2 separate regions of the Homo sapiens genome follow, and region 2 is linked to region 1. A link is a loop called in an ENCODE intact Hi-C map of the cell type or tissue named here. Cell type or tissue: CD4-positive, alpha-beta T cell. All regions are shown on one strand.

What was found. A loop is a pair of places that touch in the nucleus more often than their neighbours do. Peaks named below come from ENCODE experiments on the same cell type or tissue, not always from the same donor. Only the 100,000 strongest peaks of a DNase experiment are listed, where the experiment ranks them.
Region 2: a loop joins it to region 1, with 6 times the contacts of the local background. A loop is called at or near these places in 9 of 110 quality-filtered maps.

What each region holds. Positions count from the first base shown.
Region 1 is chrX:38,323,902-38,331,901 of GRCh38, forward strand. RPGR (retinitis pigmentosa GTPase regulator) reads right to left here and starts at 3,608. Exons shown (of 15, transcript NM_001034853.2): 1 at 3,439-3,608. The coding sequence starts at 3,466. It also overlaps a transcript of OTC not described here. RefSeq lists a silencer at 3,297-3,546. In CD4-positive, alpha-beta T cell, CTCF peaks have their summits at 3,792 (motif pointing left) and 4,013; a DNase peak (open chromatin) is centred at 3,690; H3K4me3 peaks cover 1,657 bases; H3K27ac peaks cover 1,537 bases.
Region 2 is chrX:37,742,380-37,750,379 of GRCh38, forward strand. No RefSeq gene overlaps it. Among named protein-coding and RNA genes, the nearest start is that of CYBB, 34 kb to the right of the region's middle. RefSeq lists an enhancer at 3,252-3,301. In CD4-positive, alpha-beta T cell, CTCF peaks have their summits at 3,155 (motif pointing right) and 3,355; DNase peaks (open chromatin) are centred at 3,182, 3,602, 4,002 and 4,452.

The DNA of each region.
Region 1 (8,000 bases):
CCTCTGACTGAGAGCTTTTCTCCACACACAGAAACAGGACAGTATTTCGTTTCCTCATTAACATCATCAGGCTATCCATGGGGAGAGTCTCTATCAGTCAATTTGGATTTTCTTTGGTCCAGTTTTTCCAAGGAACCTCCAGTGTTCTCATGTAAGGGAAACAATGTTAGCCCAAATGGTGAACTCTTTTTATTTTTGTTGAGACAGGGTCTCACTCTGTCACCCAGCTTGAAGCGCAGTGGCACAATCACGGCTAACTGCTGCCTCGACCTCCTGGGCCCAAGCAATCCTCCCGCCTCAGCCTCTGGAGTAGCTAGGACTATAGGCGTGTGCCACCATGTCCAGCTAAATTTTGTAATTTTTGCACAGACTGGGTTTTAGCATGTTGTTCAGGCTGGTCTCAAACTCCTGGTCTCAGGCTCAGGTCTCAAACTCCTGGGCTCCTGCCTCGGCCTCCCTAAGTGCTGGGATTGCAGGCGTGAACCATGACACCCGGCCAAAATGGTGAACTCTTAATTTCTCTGTTGGTAATCCCAATGAATACCCATAAAACCGGAGACAGCACAGAGAGAAACAAATTACTCCACCACTATCTCTTTCATTCGAACTAAGGGAAAGCAGCTAGAAAAAAAACCATAGGCTTTAAAGGCAATTAGGTATTCAAAGGTTGTTGTAAGGATTAAATGAGATGACATGTATAAAGAACTTAGCCCAGAGCCTAGCATCCTCAAAGTGTTAGCTCAATAGCTACCTCTGTAAACTCTTCCTCTACCATAAGAGTTGGAAATGATCACTGGCTTCTCTGAACTACGTGATCTGTAGAATTTATATGGCAAATAATTGTGCTACCTAGCAATCTCTCTAATCAAACTGTTACACAAATCAGCAAGATTTGTGTAACAGTTTGATTAGAGAGATTGGTAGGTAGCACAATATGTAAGATGAGGTCATCACAAAGCAATAAAAAGCTATACTTTAAAAATGTCGGCCGGGAGTGGTGGCTCACGCCTGTAATCACAGCACTTTGGGAGGCCGAGGCAGGTGGATCATTTGAGGTCAGGAGTTCGAGACCAGCCTGGCCAACGTGGTGAAACCCCGTGTCGACTAAAAATGCAAAAATTAGCCGGGCGTGGTGGTGGGCGCCTGTAATCCCAGCTACTCGGGGGGCTGAGGCAGGACAATTGCATGAACCCCAGAGGCGGAGGTTGCAGTGAGCCAAGATAGCATCATTGCACTCAAGCCTGGGCGACAGTGTGACTGTGACTCCGTCTCAAAAAAAAAAAAAAAAAAAGTCACTGCTTTTCTGTGTTGAAACACAGAGTTCACCATTTGTTACCCCAAATGTTGTTTTTTTCCAACTATTTTCTAAGGTTACAGAGGGTATGCACTACCCATATTGCCTAGCACAAAGTAGCCCTTGTGTGTTCTACTTTTCACACAGAAAAGGTCCCCCTTACACACATGTATATTCGTAACTGTTGAATGTTTTGTTTACCAATTCATCATAATGGAGAGTTTGTAGTCAAATATAACTTTCAACATTGTTAATATAAAAGACAGGTTACCAAGTCGTCAACAAAGGAGCACTTTAGCTTTTCCTGATTTCTGAGAATTCAGAATGTTTAGGGATCCAGTTATAAAATGAAAAGATCCTCTCAACACAGCTACTCAGGAAGTTTCTAATTCTCATCTTACTCATGCACTATAGTTAGTTATAGAGATGTCTTTTTCTCTTTCCAGAAACAGTACATGGGAAAGGACGGTTTATCTTTCCCCCCAAAACATCATCACAAAATGCCACGGTCCTAGGAGATTGGGAGAGGAGTACATGGGGATGTTGAGATTTTAACATTCTTACATCAAGTCATTACCTGATCTGAGTAGTATTCACAAACTGTTGTGGCACAGCGTCATTTTGAAGAAAGACTAAAAACCCCTACCATTTCCCAATAACCATTTAAACACACACATACACCAAATAGTAGGCCAGGTCCAGCTTTTGGGGAAATCCCAAGGTGGGTGATCACACATAAACTAATTCGTACCAGAAAGGAAAACATAGCGAATATAAGTATTAATAATAAATATTAATACGCAAGAGACTAGCCACTGTGGACAACTTTTTGAGAACCACTGTGAGGCATCTCAGTTCCAACTAATAATTGAGTTGGGAGACTAGGATCTAGAACAGACTCTGAGTTTCCCCAGAATGAATTACTTTAACATTTTAACTGTTTTGTCTTGGCTCCCCTGGCTTCCCTGATACCCTCATCCCAAGCCAAGGTTTGGTGGCTCTGCTCTGGCCCTGTAATATCTACTGTCAATTTATATGGTCATTTTGTTTACTTTCCTGTATGTCTCACTAAATTGTGAACTGCAGGCCAGGAATGTCAGTTCCGGCCAGGAGCATGGAAGAAAACATACATATTTCAGTGAAGGTATGATTCTGCTCAAACCCAGTGTTTTTTCAAAATGGTCGTGACCTATTAGTGGGCCAGAAAATCAATTCAGTGGATCACGATCAGCATTTTAAAAGAATGCATTATCAAAAAGGTGTGTGTGGAATCTAAGTGGATAGAACAAGGACTGCTTCACCAGACATCTATTTCTGTTACACGGTATATATGGAGTATCGGGTCACAATGTCAAAAGTATTTCTAACTATGGAGCTCAGGAAAAAAAAGGCTAAAAAACACTCGCTAAAGGGTCCCTCTTCTCCCTCTTTGTCCAATTTATTTCCTGTATCCCCTTTTACCCCACAGCCCTGATCACTCACTCTTTACTGCATTCAATACATAACCGGGAGCTCAGGACCTCCAAAGTGCACAAGTCTGGAGTCCGCACTTTGGGGAGTTTACAGAAAGTGTCCCTCCCTGGCCGGGCGCGGTGGCTCACGACTGTAATCCCAGCAATTTGGGAGGCCGAGGTGGGCTGATCACCTGAGGTCGGGAGTTCGAGATCAGCCTGACCAACATGGAGGAACCCCGTCTCTACTAAAAATATAAAATTAGCCGGGCGTGGTGGCGCATGCCTGTAATCGCAGCTACTCGGAGGCTAAGGCAGGAGAATCGCCTGAACCCGGGATGCGGAGGTTGCGGTGAGCCGAGATTGCGCCATTGCACTCCAGCCTGGGCAACAAGAGTGAAACTCCGTCTCATAAAAAAAAAAAAAAAGTGTCCCTGCCTTCAAGAAGCTCATCAAGAGCTTATTTAAAAAGCATACGAAAGACAGGCACCCTCTTTCCCGTTCTCCCCCATCCTGTTCTTCCCGTCCGGTCCTCTGCCCTCAGTCATTCGCGGGAGCGCAACCAGCGATCCCGCCCCAGTCCGGCTGCCAAGCCTGGGGCCTGTCCCCCTACAGGGCCGATCCGGAGGCGGGGCCCGGCCGCCCGCGGACCCTCCCTCCCGGCCTTCCGCCACCGGCGCGGGCGCAACTCACCGGGCATCAGCTCTTCCGGCTCCCTCATGCCACGGGCAGTACGGGCAGCCTGCGCCGGGGCCAGGAGGCTGTAGAGGACGGTTTGGTCGGGGCTAAAGCAGCTACTCCGCACCGACGCGGGCCGCGAAAGCCCCCAAGTTCCGCATGGCGAAACTCCGGAGATCAACTACAACCGCGCTCCCGGAAGTCAACAAACAGCCGCTACGGGCAACGGGGGCGGAGCTTGGGAATGCAAGGCGGGACAGGCGCCGTTGGGGAGGGGAACGGAGGCCGGGTGGCTGGTAAGGGGCAGGCTCAGGCACAGCGGAGGGGCAGTAGAGACCACGCGCCCTCTGGCGGCCTGGAGCAGAGAGGCGGCCACGCCGCGCAGTGATGCTGTGGAGTCCGCGCCCTTGTGCCGTTGGAGGTCCAGGCGCCGCAGGGACCCTGCCCATGAGTGGCAAACGTCACAAATCCCATACTCCGTGACATAAGCAAGCATCGACACACAATTATGACACTACTAGTAATAGTGACCAGCTGGAACATTAAAGGAGGTAAGCACTCTGCTAAAGATATCCCCAGCATCTAAACCAACATCTGGCCTATACTGAATGCTCATTACGTATTTATTGGACAAATGAGTACTATTACAACCCTGTAAAGTGGTTAATGTTACCTCTGTTTAAGCATGTGGGCAGCTAGTCCAGCTAGTCCAGCCTGTAGTCAACAAAAGTAAAAGCTGAGGTGTATATGGTCCACTACTCACAGAACATACACAAAGGGGTAGCCCAACATCATTGCTCTAGAATTTGCTCAGCGATGTTATATGATGCAGGGTTTCCCATGCATCAACATTTGGCTATCATGAAATAAAGAAGCAAAAAGCCATCTTCCAGAATGAGCAGATTTACGTACGTTTGGTAGTTGTGGACATGGGCCCTAGAATCAGACACAATTGGATTCAGGGATCCCTGAATTACTCTTGTGTGTTACCAACACTTTCTCAGGAAGTTTGCATTAACATGAAGAGGGGACATTAAACTATTAGTTACACAAATAATCATTTACTTACAAAGCAAAGTGGAGGTTACTAAGGAAGTGGTTAACAAGAAGCGTTGACCTGGTGTAGGAGGTTAAGAAAGGCTTATCTGAAGAAAGAACATTAAATCTAAGAACTGGAGAAAGATAAGCCAGGAGGGGGAGAGAGCTCTTGGCAGAGAGTAAATTGTGTATAAAGGTTTGTAAGGAGCTTGACTCTTTCCAGGAACACCAAGAGGCGAGGCTGGTTCCTAGCGAGGTGGCAAGGTCTTGGGCCTATTAAGGATCTGAGATTTTATCCTAAAGACAATGTGAAACCACTGAGAAGTTTTAGGCAGTAGAACAACAGGACAGGATCAGTTATGTGTGTCCCTGAAATCATTCTGCCTGGTCTAGATGCTTTGTAGAGAATAAACTGGAGCAGTGAGAAGGGTTCAGAGGCTATTGCAGAATTTCAGACATGTGGTCAGGATGGCTTGGAGTACAGTTCATTGGTGCCAGAGAGGAGCAGGCAGATTTGAAAATATTTTAGGTCTTAGAATCAACAGGAAATGGTTTCTGACTATTGACTCCTAGACAGTGCTGGACTACCAAATAGTTCTTAGAGCAACAGCAAAGATAGGGCCCTAAATTATTTTGAAAAGGATTTGATATTCATTTTTAGAGTATCATAATTGTTACTACGGGCAAATGAGAATTTTTAAAGATTTACTTTTTAATATGCAGTCATTTGTTTTTATTTCAAAATACAGTAAGGCACATTTTGGTGCTAAGCATCCCAGAAGATATTGATGCAGCCCTACTCCAAGGTTTCCAACATAAGCAAATAGCAGGAGGGGGGCACCATTTACTGAGATGGGGAACACTGAGGAAAGAGCTGGCGACATTGGAGTTAGGTAAATGGGGCAAGAAGAGCATAATGAGTTCATCCTTGAGCACACTAAGACATCAAATTGGAGGTGCTGAGCAGGTAATTGGTGAGCAGAAGCCCCAGAAGGAGGCACGTATTTGAGGAATGACTGGGTCTATATAGTGAAAGCAGGCTTGAGATACTTGCAACACTGGAAAGTGACTGTAGAATTGAGGCAGTAGAATAGGGTCGGGAGGCAGGAAAGCTAAGGCCAATTCATGCTGACTTCCTAGAACTAAATCAAAAGGAAACCCCAACTTTCCATACCTAAGTAACAAAAGAACCAGAGGCTACTCCCTTTGCAACCCCCACCCCCTTTTTCTGCGTGGCAGACGGAAAATTGAAAGTATCTCTGATTAGTTGCTTTTTGCAACCAATCAGACATTTGCATGGGAGTGTAACTTTGTAACTTCACTTTAGCCTCTGATTGGTTGCTTTCCACAACCAATCAGATGTTTGAATAGGGTGTAACCTTTGTAAGTACACTTCAGCCTCTGATTGGTTGCAAGGCCACTAGTTCATTTACATAGTAACCAATGGGAAATATACCAATGGTTACTTGGGAATGGCACCAAGTAACCAGTGGGAAACCTCTAGAGGGTAATAAAATCCCAGAAAATTCTGTAAAGGGGCTCTTGAGCCCCTGTGCTAGGGCCTGCTCCCACCCTGTACTTTAGTTTTCAATAATGCCATCATCTCCGGCATCTGTGAGTCTATTGCTTTACATGGCAAAAGGGACTTTGCAGTTGTGAGATGCTGGATTCAGGACCTTGAGATGGAGAAATTATTCTAGATTAACCAGGTAAGCCCAATTAAATCCTATGAAATCTTAAAAGTGAAGAGCCTTTCCAGGCTGTGGTCACAAAAAGATGTGAAGATGCAGGAGTGGTCAGAGAGATACAACAGCGCTGGCTGTGAAGATGAAGGTAAGGGCCATGAGCGGAGGAATGCAAGCAGCCTCTGAAAGCCGGGAAAGGCAAGGAAGTGGATGCTCCCCAAGAGTCTCCAGAAGGGAATGCAACTCTACTGACACCTTGATTTTAGTCCAGTGAGACCCGTTTCACACTTCAGAACTACAATAGTGTACGATAATAAATGGGTATTGTTTAAGCCACCACCAAGTTGATGGTAATTTGTGACAACAGCAAGAGAAAACTAGCACACCATAGTTGATCTCATCAAATCTTCACAGGAACCCTAAATGAAGTACTAACTTCAGTCTCATTTTTGGGAAGAAGAATCTGAGGTTGAGATCACATAATTTTGCAAGGTCCCATATTTATCAAGTGGTAGATGCAGGATTGAACCGTCAGTTCCAGAGCCACATTTGTACTGCAAATTCACATGAGCTCTACAGTATGAAAGTGTGTGGACCCTTGAGGGTCCCCTACAAGTCCATGCAGCAATGCACACACATCTTCAAGGATGCTCTTGCCTCCTCCAAAGAGCCCCCTAGCAATCTCTGCTTCATCATCATTCAATTCTGAGGCTGTGTTGTGTTTTTTTGGGAGCCCTCTCCAAATTTGCAATGAGGCCACATGACCCCTTCATGCATCAAGGACGTTCACATGCCTCATCACAGCACTTATTATACAGTGTGATGTGATTTTGTGGCTGTCTTTCCACTAGACTGAGTTCTTTCATTTCCTGCATTGCAAGCACTACCTCTCTTTGGCCAGAACATAGCACTATGTCTGGTACATAGCTTACTAAAATGCAAGTTCTATGAGGGCAGGGAGGTTTGTCCATTGTTGTACTCCAGTGCCAGACTATTACCTGGCCCATAATAGCTACACAATAAATATCTGTTGAATGGCAGAATTAATGAATAGCAAGTTCTCAAATACGCAGAGGCTGAGGGTCAATAAACCTATAAAAATAATAATTTAAGCCAGGAGGAGGTGTCATCCTGACCCCATGTAGAGGGGCTGGCCTTAGCTAGGAGGAGATACATTTCTAGCATAACAGGATATAAATGTTATCTATATAGTATTTTTTTTTTGAGACAGAGTTTCCCTCTGTTGCCCAGGCTGGAGTGCAGGGGCATGATCTCGGCTCACTGCAACCTCTGCCTCCCGGGTTCAAGCAATTCTCCTGCCTCAGCCTCCTGAGTAGCTGGGATTACAGGCACCCGCCACTACACCCAGCTAATTTTTTTTTTGTTTTTTTTTTGTTTTTTTTTTTTGTTTGTTTTTTTAGAGATGGAGTTTCATGATATTGGTCAGGCTGGTCTAGAACTCCCGACCTCAGGTGATCCGCCCACGTCGGCCTCCCAAAGTGCTGGGATTATAGGCGTGAGCCACCACGCCTGTCCTATATACTATTTTTTTTGAGACAGGGTCTCACTCTGTCACCCAGGCTGAAGTGCAGTGGCGCAATCTCAGCTCACTGCAACCTCTGCCTCCCGGGCTCAACCAGTCCTCCCATCTCAGCCTCCCGAATAGCTGGAACCACAGGTACACACCACCACACCCAGATAATTTTTGTATTTTTGTAGAGATGGGGTTTGGCCACATTGCCCAGGCTGGTCTTGAACTTCTGAGCTCAAGCAATCCGCCTACCTCAGCCTCCTAAACTGCTGGGATTACAGGTATGAACCACTGTGCCTGGCCATCTATACTATTGATATATA
Region 2 (8,000 bases), 580 kb before region 1:
ATATAAGGAGCTCAAACAACTCTTTAGGAAAAAAATTTTATAATCTGATTTTAAAAAGGGCAAAGGATCTTAATAAACATTTGGCAAAAGATAAGACATACAAATTGCAAGCAGACATATGAAAAGGTGCTCAACATCATTGATCATCAGAGAAATGCAAATTAAAACTACAATGAGATATTATCTCACCCCAGTTAAAATAGCATTTTTTTTTTTTTTTGAGACAGAGTCTCACTCTGTTGCCCAGGCTGGAGTGCAGTGACCCGATCTAGGCTCACTGCAAGCTCCGCCTCCCGGGTTCACGCCATTCTCCTGCCTCAGCCTCCCAAGTAGCTGGGACTACAGGCGCCCGCCACCACTCCCGGCTAATTTTTTGTATTTTTAGTAGAGATGGGGTTTCACCGTGTTAGCCAGGATGGTCTTTATCTCCTGACCTCGTGATCCGCCCGCCTCGGCCTCCCAAAGTGCTGGGATTACAGGCATGAGCCACCATGCCCTGCCTAAAATAGCTTTTAACCAAAAGACAGGCAATAACAAATGCTGGCAAGAATGTGGAGACAAGGGAAGTCTCATATGCAGTTGGTGGGAATGTAAATTGGTACAACCAATATGGAGAACCTAGTTTTCTTTACAGTAGGTTTAAGTGGGCTTAAAATATTCAGTAAATCATGCTCTAAGCAGATGTGCTGTCATCTAGGCTTTGTTGTTTCATTTCTGGAGCACAGGCAGAGTAGATTTGGCATAATTCTTATGGGCCCTAGGAGTTTGGAATGGTAAATGATCATTGCTTTCAGCTTAAAGAAAAGAAAGAAAATGTGGTACATATACGCACTGGAGTACTATCCAGGCATAAAAAGGGATGAGATCCTCTCATTTGCAACAACATGTGTGGAACTGGAGATCATTATGTTAAGTGAAATAAGCCAACCACAGAAAGACAAACTTTGCATGTTCTTCCTTATTTGTGAAAGCTAAAAATTAAAACAACTAAACTCATGGATATGGAGAGTAGAATGATGGTTACCAGAAGATGAGAAGGGTATTGGTTGGAGGCAGAGAGGGTGTGGTCAGGAAGAAGTGGGGATTGTTAAGTGGTACAAAAACATAGTTAGAAAGAATGAGTAAGACCTAGTATTTGCCAGCACCACAAAGTGACTATAGTCAAAAATAATTTAGTTGTACATTTTAAAATAATGAAGAGTGTAATTTGTTTGTAACACAAAGGATAAATGCTTGAGGTGATGAATACCCCATTTACCTGGATGTGATTATTATGCATTGCATGCCTGTATCAGAATATCTTATGTGACCCATGAATGTATACACCTATTATATACTTACAAAAATTAAAAACAAAAAAATGAAATTGCAGCAATTCAGTCACTTCTTTATACTCCACTTCTAATTCTAGCTCTCTTGCTATTTCTACCACATCTGCAGTTGCTTCCTCCATTGAAGTTTTGTATCCTTCAAAGCTATCCCTGAGGGTTAGAATTAACTTATTCCAAATTCCTGTTAATGTTGATATTTCTGACTTTCTCCCATGAATCATGAATGTTCTTAATGTCATCTTAAATGGTAACTTTTTTCAGAAGGTTTTCAATTTCCTTTACCTAAATCCATCAGACTAATCACTGTGTATGGCAGCTACAGCCTTACAAAATGTATTTCTTACATAATAACACTTGAAAGTTTAAACAACTCTTTGATCCATGGGCTGCAGAAAGGATGCTATGTTAGCAGACATGAAAACAACATTCATCACCATGCACATTTCCATCAGAGTTCTTGGTTGACCAGGTGCAATGTCAATGAGCAGTAATATTTTGAAAGGATTTTTTTTCTCTACAGTAGGTTTATGTGGGCTTATTCAGTAAACCATGTTGTACACAGATGTGCTTTCATCTAGAAATGTGCTTCATTTCAAGAGCACAGGCAGAGTACATTTGGCATAATTCATATTGGCCCTAGGAGTTTTGGAATGGTAAATGAGCATTGTCTTCAGTTTAAAGTTACCAGCAGCATTAGCCCCTAGCAAGACAGTCAGTGTCTTTTGAAGTTTCGAAGCCAGGCATTGTCTTCTCCTCTTTGGCTATGAAAGTCCTAGATGCATCTTCTTCCAATACAAGGCTGTTTGTCTACATTGAAAATATGTTGTTTAGTGTAGCCACCTTCTTCAATGATCTTAGCTGAATCTTCTGGGTGACTTTTTGCAGCTTCTCCACCTGCACTTGCTGCTTCACCTTGCATTTTTATGTTATGGAAACAGCTTCTTTCTTTAAACCTCATGAACCAACCTCTGCTAGCTTCCAACTTTGTTTCTGCAGCTTCCTCACCTCTCTTATCCTTCACAGAATTGAAGAGCTAGGGCCTTGCTCTGGATTAGGCTTTGGCTTAAGGGAATGTTGTGGCTGGTTTGATCTTCTATCTCGACTATTAAAACTTTCTCCATATCAGAAATAAAGCTGTTTTCCTTTTTGTCATTTCTATGTTGACTGGAGTGGCACTTTTAATTTCCTTCAAGAACTTTTCCTTTGCATTCAAAACTTGGCTGTTTGGCACAAGAGGTCTGGTTTTTTGCCTCTCTCAGCTTTCAACATGCCTTCTTCACTAAACTTAATCATTTCTAGCTTTTGGTTGAAAGTGTACATGTGTAACTCTTCCTTTCACTTGAAAACTTAGAGGCCACTGTAGGGTTATTAGTTGGCCTAATTTAATATTGCTGTGTCTCAGGGATAGGAAGGGCTGAGGAGTGGGAGACAGATGGGGGAACTGTCAGTTTGTGGAACAGTCAGAACGCACACACGTTTATCCATTAAATTTGCTGTCTTATATGGGTGTGGTTTGTGGAAGAATTCCGATAGTAACATCAAAGATCACTGATCACAGATCATCATAACAAATACAATAATAGTGAAAAAGTTTGAAATTTTTCATTTCTTTAAAACATTTCAGAGAATTACCAAAATGTAGCAGAGACACAAAGTGAGCACATGCTGTTGGAAAAATGGTGCCGATAGACTTGATTGAGATAGAGCTGCCACAAACCTTCAATTTGTAAAAAAAAAAAAAAAAAAATGCAATTATGTTCAAAGCACAACAAAATGATGTATGCATGTATGCCATTTCCAAAGGAATCCCTTGGCAGTCACATTCCCCTTGGCCAGCAGGTGGCAGTGCTTGCTCATCGAGGTACAGAATATTGACCCTGCCTTAGCATCAGGGCCCAGCAGGAGTTTTAGCTTGCTGTTTTACGCTGCATGTGTTCTAATTTTCTCCCTTTTATATTTCTTATTCTGTGACTTGTTGTTTCTTTCCCACCACTTCTGTTCCCCTCCAATGCTAGACCCATCTCTATTATGCACCTAACAGCCTCCTCAAATATGTGCCTTGTAGAATGTGGCCTTTCAGGAATGTAGGTGAGGCTTACGTATCACCCCCTGAAAGTCCCAATGAGAAATAATGCATTTAAAACAAGCCATCTTGAAAAGCCTGAAAAATTATGACTAAATCACAAAATATTAAGTCCTAAAGGGGAAGGGAAGACAGATACTCAGCTGGCCTGCCCATGTTCACCACTCCAAACCCATGACAGGCCGAGATGCTCAGTGTGAGGCTCTGTTACCACACTGGGACTTGCCATGGCTTCAGAGTCCTTCTGAGCACAGCTACTCAAGAAGCTTCTCCTCCTAACAGGCAAGCATGACACACTCTGCCAAACCAGGAAGGGCAAGTTTCTGTAATAGGGTACACTATATGTGCAGTTCCCAGGCATTACATCCTGCATTTAGCTGCATTCCAGGGGCCACTGGCTAAGTCTTTCCACCTTTTTCTCTTCTCCAGTATGATAACAACAATGCATTAATAATAGCAGCTACTATTAATGAGCCCATGCTATATGTGAGGCAATTCATGATTCATATGCATTATCACATGTATTCTTCAAAACAAGATGAAAAGTAGAAGTTACACAAGTGGAGACCACAGACTAGGTTAAAAAATTGGTCAACGGCAAAGTCACACAGACAATAAGGGGAAGAACCAACATTGAGTTGAAACCATCTGACTTTCAAAACCTTACTCTTAACCTCCCACTCTTTTGAGGTACTCCAAGCCACCACATGTTCTCCCTTCAGCTGCTAAAAGTGGAGCAACGCCATCACCCCCATGTCCACCCACACCCACAATTTCCCTTTGCCACCCCCCACTCATAGCTCTGCAGATCAGATTTGGCAGCCGATCTGCTGCTCTGGAAAGGCTGTGGTCCTTTAGTTCAGGGTCCCATCTCCAGCATTATGGGAAAGAGGCCCTATAGTACCCAGGTAGGCAATCAGCCCAGTGGCAAAGGGTAGCTGGGCTTAAGGCGAGGGACCTCACACCGCCAGCAGGGCTGCAGGAGCCTGGTGGACTTGTGGCATGTGGGGAAACCCGAAGGGAGGCTTAGAGGTGGCATGTCCCCTGATTCAGAGCTGGTGTTTGGCGTCTCTGAGTCATCAGTAATTCTCCACACCCTGGGGGAGGGCAACTCCTCAAAGGACCCATAAAGAAATAAATTCTCATCTGAGTGGCTGTTGAGGTGAGGGAAGGGGTCAGGTCTTCTGCAGCCTGGGTGAGGTATATGAACAAACCATTCTTGCAAAAACTGGCCTGGTTTCTCTGTGAGAGCACTGTCGAGAGATGTCACATTCCTGTTGCTTTCATTATGTGGTGCATTCCCAGGTCTGATGAAGAAGAAAGAGAGGGGCAGATTGCCATGATAGTTTTGGTTGACTGCATCACTAATTTCATTGACCTGAAAAATGGGTAGCCATGGAAACTGTGGAAGGCTTGTTCTGGAAGGGCCCTACTAGCCTAGTGTTGCTATATCTTTTGTAACTTATGTTCCAGAAGTCTTCCACCTGTGGGTTACAAACTATTAATGGATCCTCATATAAATTTAGTGAATCTCAACCAAACATTTTTAAAAAGGAAATATACAAGAATCAAATACAAATGAGATATCCTACAGCACTCCTCATGTTGAGTCAAGTAACCTTTGGGAGAATTTTTGTTTCCATTCTACACAGTTATGAGTACACCGAGTCACAATATAAAATGTGTTCTTACTGTGGCTGTGGTCAAAAATGTTTGTAAACTGGCCAGGTGTGGTGGCTCATGCCTGTAATCCCAGCACTTTGGGAGGCCAAGGTGGGTGGATCACTTGAGCTCAGGAGTTCAAGACCAGCCTGGGCAACATGGTGAAACCCCGTCTCTACTAAAAAAAACAAAAAAAAAAGAGCACAAAAATTAGCTGGGCATGGTGGCATGCGCCTGTAGTCCCAGCTACGTGGGAGGCTGAGGCACAAGAATCGCTTGAACCCTGGAGACAGGTTGCAGTGAACCGAAATCACGCCACTGCATTCCAGCCTGTGCAACAGAGTGAGAACCTGCCTCAAAAAAAAAAAAAAAATGTAAACTGCTGCTAACCCAAATCTCAACTTTACCGAAAGGAAAGTTCCCCTTTTTTATTTTTCCAGAATTTATAGCACTAAATGCCCATAGGAGAAAGCAGGAGAGATCTAAAATCAACACCCTAACATCACAATTAAAAGAACCAGAGGGGCTGGGCATGGTGACTCACACCTGTAATCCCAGCACTTTGGGAGGCCAAGGCCGGCAGATCACCTGAGGTCAGGAGTTTGAGACCAGCCTGACCAACATGGAGAAACCCCGTCTGTACTGAAAATACAAAATTAGCCGGGCGTGGTGGCGCATGCCTGTAATCCCAGCTACTCAGGAGACTGAGGCAGAAGAATTGCTTGAACCTGTAGGCGGAGGTTGCGGTGAGCCAAGATCGCGCCATTGCACTCCAGCCTGGGCAATAAGAGCAAAACTCAGTAAAAAAAAAAAAACAAACAAGAAAAGAAAAAAAAGAACTAGAGAAACAAGAGCAAACAAATTCAAAAGCTAGCAGAAGGCAAGAAATAACTAAGATCAGAACAGAACTGAAGGAGATAGAATGAAAAACCCTTCAAAAAAATCAATGAATCCAGGAGCTGGTTTTTTGCAAAGATTAACAAAATAGATAGACCACTAGCCAGACTAATAAAGAAGAAAAGAAAGAAGAATCAAATAGACACAATAAAAAATGATAAAGAAGATATCACCACTGACCCCACAGAAATACAAACTACCATCGGAGAATAGTATAAACACCTCTACACAAATAAGCTAGAAAATCTAGAAGAAATGGATAATTTCCTAGACACATACACCCTCCCAAGACTAAACCAGGAAGAAGTCAAATCCTTGAATAGACCAATAACAAGTTCTGGAATTGAGGCAGTAATTAATAGCCTACCAACCAAAAAAGGCCCAGGACCAGTTGGATTCACAGCCAAATTCTACCAGAGCTACAAAGAGGAGCTGGTACCATTTAATTTTTTGATAGAGAAGTGGTAAATCATGAACTAGGCTGAAATAAATCAAACTTAGACATATGCGAGGAAGGGGACAACGCTCAGGAAGATTCCTACCTACCCTGAAGAATTCCAGAGAAACTAGAGGCATGAAGAAGGGGAAGAGTGAAACATAGGAATGAAAAGAGTCAAGTCTGTCATCCAACGGATGGAAGTTTCAGAAAGAGAGTATAGAAATAGCACATGAGAGAAAAGTGCCAGAAATTATAAGATACTTTATCTGAGCCAAATAATACAAGTCATCATATGGATAGAGTCCACAGAGTAGCCATCACCTTGAAAATAATTTCTTATGTCTAGACATATTGTTACAAAATTTCAGAACATGGAGGTTCAAGTAAATTTGCAACAGCCTCCAGAAGGGAAATATTAAAGCAAAACAAAACAAATCAAAACACAGGTAACCCATAAAGTAGCAAGAATCAAACTTGTTTCAGCAACACTGGAAACTAGAAGACCATGGACCAAGGCCCATGGACCAGGGACCACACCTGAGAGAGAAAAAGCATATGCCGTCTCTTTATGTACATATGACCATGGGAAATTTCATAGAAACTCAAAGTTCTGCCGGAAGTGGTATTCAACCTAGAATTTTTTTTTTTTTTTTTGGAGATGGAGTCTCACCCTATTACCCAGGCTGGAGTGCAATGGTGCGATCTCAGCTCACTGCAACCTCTGCCTCCAGGGTTCGAACAATTCTCCCGCCTCAGCCTCCCTGAGTATTGTGCGTATGAGATTCCTATGTTCAATGAGACTTGCTTAAATTTGCCTTAGGCCTGAGCAACATGTCTCCCAAACAGAAAGAATTTACTCTGCCTATAGTTGGGCAAGCCCTTTGGAAACATAAACATAATGATTTGAGGTAAATGCTGCCCTTCTCCACATGTAAATAATACCCATTGCATTGAAAGAGCTTTGATTTATATTTATTATACATTCTGTCTTCTAGAAACACACTAGTTAAATAACAATAAATTCAAGCAACATGAAAAAAGAAAAGATTTTTTAAATCCCATGAATATATTTCTTTTGTACTATTTTAAGAAAATTCATTCATTCCATTAGAAATAATAATACCAACAATAAAAATACGGTGGTCGGGGAAGGAGTTCCATTTTCAGTTCTGGTAGAGCAGCTTATATCACAACAACCCTCCCACTGCAAACAGCTATAAAAGCTACGTAAAATGCAAAGAACATCAAGAGGCAATAAAAGAAGTCAGGACTTTTGAGGCCCAGGTCCTAAGAGTAATAATATACATTGAGATGGGTGTGGCCTTTTTTGTTTTTCCCTGCTTAGAGTCAGATTTTTATGGATAAATAAACAAACACTGCTGGGGTTTTGATTAGGATTAAAGAATACCATTAATGAACTTGACCTAATTGATGTATGTAGAGCAATGCACTGTATAATTACAATATATAGTCTTCTCAGGTGTACTTAGAAAGTTACCAATGTTAACCATATTATGAACAATGAAACAAGTTTCAGAACATTTTAAAGGAGATTATGGTCTTCGCAGAGAATAGAATTAAATTAACT